2 separate regions of the Homo sapiens genome follow, and region 2 is linked to region 1. The links are chromatin contacts, found by Hi-C or POLR2A ChIA-PET in ENCODE. All regions are on one chromosome and are shown on one strand. Each heading gives the region's core, a stretch centred on a gene start or an enhancer-like site at or near the end of the contact. The rest is flanking DNA. Distances are from core to core; before and after follow the strand shown. Region 1 overlaps IQSEC3 (IQ motif and Sec7 domain ArfGEF 3). Region 2 holds the start of IQSEC3-AS1 (IQSEC3 antisense RNA 1).

Region 1 (2,902 bases), core at 141-2,640:
CGTGGGTCGGTCGGGCGGTACAGCCGCGTCCTCTTTCCCTAGAAAAGGGCAGAAAAGCCCTCGGCTTCCCCCACAGGCCCCATGGGGCAGGCCCACCCTGCCTGCCTGGCCCCAAGCTCTGGGTCTCTGCCTCCCGCCCCAGGAAAGCGATGGCGGCAGGGGAGGTTAAAGGAAGTGTTCTTTGTCTCCTTCATGGTTCACTGGTTGGTTGGGAGAGGTCTTTGGAGAGGTTGGGATGGGGTGAAAATCCCCACAAGCCCCCTGCAGTGGCGGGAGCATCTTGCCCGCTGGCAGGGGCAGGGTGGGGGCGGGAATCCTGGGGTTTGAAGCCTGGGCTCTGGGGTGGGACAGAGTGGCACCTGCACAGAGGGGAGCATCCTGGGGACAGGGGGCTTGCTCCTGTGGATTGGGCTTTGAGAGCAGGTGTGCTCCTGGGTGATCTGAGGAGCTGTGTAGTTAGAGCAGAATCCAGCCGACCTGGGCTCCATGCCCAGGAAGATGGCCGAATTCCGACGTGGAGCTACAGGAATCTGCCCTAGGGAACTGTGTGACCTGTCACTTTACCACCCTGTGCATTTTTGTCTCATTTGTCCTGAATCGCCAGATTCAGGAGGCATAAAAACCAAAATAGAGGTCAAAGTACTTTGACACTTTGGGAGGGCGTATTAAAATATCCCAGAGAGTATTAGGAAGGTTTTGTCTTGTCATTGAGTTTTGACTTTCTGTCCAGAGGGCTCTCCTCAGCAGGGATGTGAAACTCCTGTTTGGAGTCAGCTATTTGCCCAGGCCAATTTCCTTGTGTAATTTTCCCTGCCAGGCCTTGAGCATCCTCTGAGACTGGCCCCTTCATGTGACCTAGGCTGTCGCCAGAGGGTGCTTGGGAAACCTGTTGGTGCTTGGGCTGCCCTCAAATTGCTGCTCGTTAAGGCACGCAACTTTTTGTCAGCAGCATGTTTAGAGATGATTGGAGGAGAAGTCCTGCTAACTCTGTGTCGGTTTTGTGTCTCCCACCCATGAGAGAGAGGAAGCAAATACTAGCCACCATGTCCTGAGTGCTTGCTATGTGCTATGCAAGAATTATCTTGTTTAACCCCTAATAGAAGCTGGTGAAATATTATTCCCATTTTACAGACAAGGAAACTGAGGATCAGAGACAACGAATGCCTTGAGCATGGTCCATGTGGCTGATGAAGAGCAGAGCTAGGTTTTGAACCAGGTGCTTGTCAGTTGCAGCCTGTAACCACCAGGGCAGGAGGATAGCAGAAGGCAGGTGTTGTCAAGTATGGGAAGCGAAAGTGAGGCAGGAAGGTGAACAGCTGCTTCCCATGTCCCCAGCCACAGCCAGCGGGTGGCTGAGAGCACATAGGTTATTGTTCAGGGCCTCAAAAGGCCTGGCCTCTCTTCCCTGCCCCTCCGCCCTGCCCCTTGAGGCCATGTGTGGACTCCAGAGGAGTGACGCAGAGAATATTTTTAGGGACAGAAACAGCAACAACAGCAATGCTAGGCTTTATTAGTTAAGGAAATACCCCTAACTAAAGATAATACTTCCAGAACAAGTGAGAGATGCCACGAGGAACATCTAAGCTTTCTCTAGTCCAGGGTATTCGGTAATGCAGTTTTATCCAGTTTTCTGGGAAATATGTTCTTGTTTCATTTACTGGAAGCTTCTTGTTGGAATCTTTTGTATCTTCTTTTCTCACTTCCAGGAAGAGTAACCTTTGTAGGCGTAGAGATTTTTCTAATCCCACTATTTCTTGTGCTTTGTTTTATTTTCTCTTCTGAAAGTTCTTTACCCATTCACTTATCTTCTGACCAATAACATGACCATAAAAATGATTTTGTATCTGTTTGTATGACAAAAAGGGTTTTTAATTTGTTTCATCAAACCAAAAACGAAGAAATAATCTATAGCAAGAGTGATTTGATCAGATATGGCATTCTTAAGACATTTTACTGCCCTCAAGAGACCATGGAATGGCTTAAGAAACGAGGTTTTTAGAGATTTCTTTTATTATGATTAAAAAAACAAAACAGGAAGGACAGCTGCCTATGAAGAAAGACTGGAGTGTGTTGCTGTCTCCAGCAGGGACACTTTCCATAATTCCTTTAGCACCCTCAAGTTAAAGTGGCTCCCATTGTCTGAATCAGTATTTTCTACCAGGCCAAATCTGGGTATAATTTGTTCTAAGATTATTTTGACCACATCCCCGGCAGTGGCAGCTGGGAGGGGAAGGCCTCCACCCTGGAGAGGTGGTCTACCATTACCAGCAGATACGTTAGTCTCCCTATTTTGGACATTTCTGTAAAATCTACTTGAATGCTTTGAAATGGCCTTAACCCAGGAGGTTTCCCTCCGGTAGTCTGTTTTCTTTTTTTTTTTTTTTTTTTTTTTTTGAGACGGAGTCTTGCTCTGTGGCTCAGGCTGGGGTGCAGTGGCACAATCTCGGCTCACTGCAAGCTCCGCCTCCCGGGTTCACGCCATTCTCCTGCCTCAGCCTCCCGAGTAGCTGGGACTACAGGTGCCCGCCACCGTGCCCGGCTAATTTTTTTGTATTTTTAGTAGAGACGGGGTTTCACTGTGTTAGCCAGGATGGTCTCGATCTCCTGACCTCGTGATCCGCCCACCTCGGCCTCCCAAAGTGCTGGGATTACAGGCGTGAGCCACCGCGCCCGGCCGGTAGTCTGTTTTCTAACTACCTTTTTGTTTATTCTCTGGCAGGTCACATAACACCCACACACTTGTTTAACAAGGGTGTAGATCCCTATACACCCGTAATTCTTGAGTATTGCATCACACATGGCCTGGGGACCCCAGTGACCTCCCTTACAGAGTATGGATATCAGTTCTCTCCTTGTGAGTTTGCTTATCATTTCGGTCCCATCAGGGAGCACCCACCTCCCA
Region 2 (2,902 bases), core at 185-2,684, 76 kb after region 1:
GCAACTCCTGGGCTGAAAGGACCCTGCCGCCTCAGCCTCCCAAGTAGCCCAGACTACAGGTGCATGTCGCCACGCCCTGCTGATTTTTAAATTACTATTATTATTTTTGTAGAGATGAGGGTCTCTCTCCAGCCTGGCCAACATGGTGAAACCCCGTCTCTACTAAAAATGCAAAAATTAGCCAGGCATGGTGGCGTGAGCCCATAATCACAGCTACTTGGGAGGCTGAGGCATGAGAATCGCTTGAACTTGGGGGGCGGAGGTTGCAGTGACCCGGAATCATGCCACTGCACTGCAGCCTGGGCGACAGAGCGAGACTCTGTCTCAAAATAAATAAATAAATAAAATAAAAAGACAGGCTGTCTCTCTATATTGCCCAGGTTAGTCTTGAATTCCTGGGTTCAAGGGATCCTGTCTCCTCAGCCTCCCCAGTAAACTGAGACTGCAGGTGTGCACCACTATGCCTGAATAATTTTTGTTTGTCTTTGTAGAGACGGAGTCTCACTACGTTGCCCAGGCTGGTCTCAAACTCCTGGCCTCAAGGGATCCACCCACCTCGGCCTAGGCTTGCCATTTTTAAATAATGGAATGGACTCCATGGCCTATTGCACAGCAGTCCCAAGGAGTCCAGGGGCTAACAGCCTTTCACGTCTCAGCGTGAACCCCACAGAACGGAAGTGAGATTGATTTCTCCTTCAGGGGGCTGGCACTACATGGCTGCGGCCCTCGGCATGCCCCCTCCCATCCCAGCTCTGACAGATGTGGCCAATTGATCACTGCTTTCTGGGAGTCACCATCAATCACATGTGCTGACTCCAGGATGAAAGAACTTGCCAACCGCCCCGTGGTGTCCTCATGGAGACACCTGGAAGGAAGGCATTTTGACGGGAGGTAGCTTAGAGCAGGGGGCAGCAGGCGGGAGGTGTGGCCCTCCTAGTGCCACTGCTCTCAGGTCACTTGCGGACAGCAGCTCTGGGGGTGCTGGCTTTGGCTCCTTAGCTCTGCCGCTCAGGGACTCAGGGCTGCTTCCTGCCAGGACTCCTCACTACTCAGCAACCGGTCGACTACCCTGTGCACCAGGTCCCCTCACTCACCTTCCTCGGGGTGAGCCACATGGCCCCCGGTGTCACAGATGAAGGTCTGAAGACGCCCAGGCAAGAAGGACGCTCCGTCCAGGGCGGAGCCTTGGGAGCAAAGGCAGACCCCGTGGAGGGCAAGGGAGGTGGTCCTTCCAGGAGAACGTGAGGCCCAGCCAGCGCCCAGCGGCCTGGAGCCGCAGGCTGAGTTCTGATCTGCTCCCCTTCCCGTCCCAGGACGGCAGCCAGGCCCCAAGATAGACCAAGCCCAGGTCAGAGTCAGGGAGGTTAAATGAGGGCGCAGGAATGGGGGGTGCAGAGGGACAGGTCCAGAAGTGGTTCTGCCAGAATTCCCTTCTGGATGGGCTGGAGGAGAGGGAGCTGGAGCTCAGCGGGTGGGCGGAGTGCTCTCCTCCCCTGCGCCCTCCCTCCCGTGCCCCTGCAGGGCTGCACGGGTTCCCTCCCTAGGGAACCAGGCTGCCTAACCCACCAGCCGGCCCCTAGCACCTCAGCGCTTCCTGCTCCCATGACCCTAAGGACTAAGTGACCTCAAGCCTGGCTCTGGGAAAACTGTGGGAACCGGCTGCTGGGAAGACGACCTGGCTGTTACTCCCACGTTTCCAACTGCCTAGACAGACCTGCCCTGCCCTCCTTTCCTCAAGAAACCCTAATCCCCTTTCCTTCTGAGACATCTAGGGTAGGAGTCAGCCTCCCTCCCTGCACCCTCAGAGGGAATGGAAGGCAGGGGAGTCATACAGCAGTGCCAGGCCTGCAGGCTGAGTCACAGGCCAGTCATCCTTCTATGGCTAAGGGGACTACTTCACTTAAGAGGTTAAAAAAGAAGAACAGAATAAGCCCAAAGGAAAGAAACAATAAAGACAAAAGCAGAAGTAATAAAATAGAAAATATATATACAATAGAAAAGATTAACACAACCAAAAGTTAGTTCTAAGAAATGACTAATAAAGTTGACAAACCTCTGATAAGACTGATCACGAAGAAGAGAGACGGCACAAATGAATAACCTGAGGACCAACAGGGAGAACGTAACTATGAATGCTGCAGAGATTTTCAAAATAAAATACTTCAAATAAACTATAAACCTATGGCAATAATTTTGAAACCCTCCACAAAATGAACACTGTGCTAGAAAAATATCTTACCAAATCTTGCTCAAGAACAAACAGAAAATTTGGGATGTATAACCATTAAATTAAAGTGGAATAGGTAATTACAAGTCTTAGGGCCAGGAATCCCAGCACTTCGGGAGACCAAGGCAGGAGGATCACTTGAAGCCAGGAGTTCAAGACCAGCCTGGGCAACATAGTGAGACCCCCATCTATACACAGATCTTAAAAATAAGCTAGGCATGGTGGTATGCAACTGTAATCCCAGCTATTCGAAGGCTGAGGTAGGCAGATCACTTGGGCCCAGGAGGTTGAGGCTGCAGTGAACCGTGACTGCACCACTGAACTCCAACCTGGGCAACAGAGGGAGACCCTATTTCAAAAGAAAAAAAAAAGAAAGAAAAAGAGGGCCAGGTATGGTGGCTGACGCCTGTAATCCCAGCACTTTGGGAGCCCAAGGTGGGCAGATCACTTGAGTTCAGGGGTTCGAGACCAGCCTGAGCAACGTCGTGAAATCTCGTCTCTACCAAAAATACAAAAAATTAATGTCACTCCAGCCTGGGTGACAGAGTGAGACTCTGTCTCAAAAAAAATAAAAAAGAAGGAAAGTCTATTCACCATCGCCCAGCCCCCACCCCCAAGAAAAATCACACACACAACACCCGGCCAGATGATTTTACAAAATTCTACTACACTTCA

Evidence for each region. A loop is a pair of places that touch in the nucleus more often than their neighbours do. ChIA-PET counts read pairs that join two places held with the same protein, here RNA polymerase II (POLR2A). Pooled maps may share reads with other maps.
Region 2: a loop to region 1 is called in a pooled map, with 3 times the contacts of the local background. The contact joins the promoter of IQSEC3-AS1 here to the enhancer-like site in region 1. A Hi-C loop is called at or near these places in 3 of 168 maps with a recorded cell type or tissue (Right ventricle myocardium inferior, astrocyte of the cerebellum and endothelial cell of hepatic sinusoid), 2 of 37 single-sample maps with no recorded cell type and 9 of 50 pooled maps. POLR2A ChIA-PET finds 5 or more read pairs at or near these places in 1 of 52 experiments (WTC11).

What each region holds. Positions count from the first base shown.
Region 1 is chr12:105,034-107,935 of GRCh38, forward strand. The region is part of intron 2 of IQSEC3 (IQ motif and Sec7 domain ArfGEF 3); the gene reads left to right. IQSEC3-AS2 (IQSEC3 antisense RNA 2) reads right to left here. Exons shown (of 2, transcript NR_184284.1): 2 at 1,491-1,844. Among named protein-coding and RNA genes, the nearest start is that of IQSEC3-AS2, 5.3 kb to the right of the region's middle. Within about 2 kb of position 1,391, at least 3 of the 41 ENCODE cell types and tissues checked have a DNase peak (open chromatin) inside an H3K27ac peak, as active enhancers do.
Region 2 is chr12:180,974-183,875 of GRCh38, forward strand. IQSEC3-AS1 (IQSEC3 antisense RNA 1) reads right to left here and starts at 1,435. Exons shown (of 3, transcript NR_183431.1): 1 at 1,095-1,435. It also overlaps a transcript of SLC6A12 not described here. RefSeq lists an enhancer at 1,014-1,515.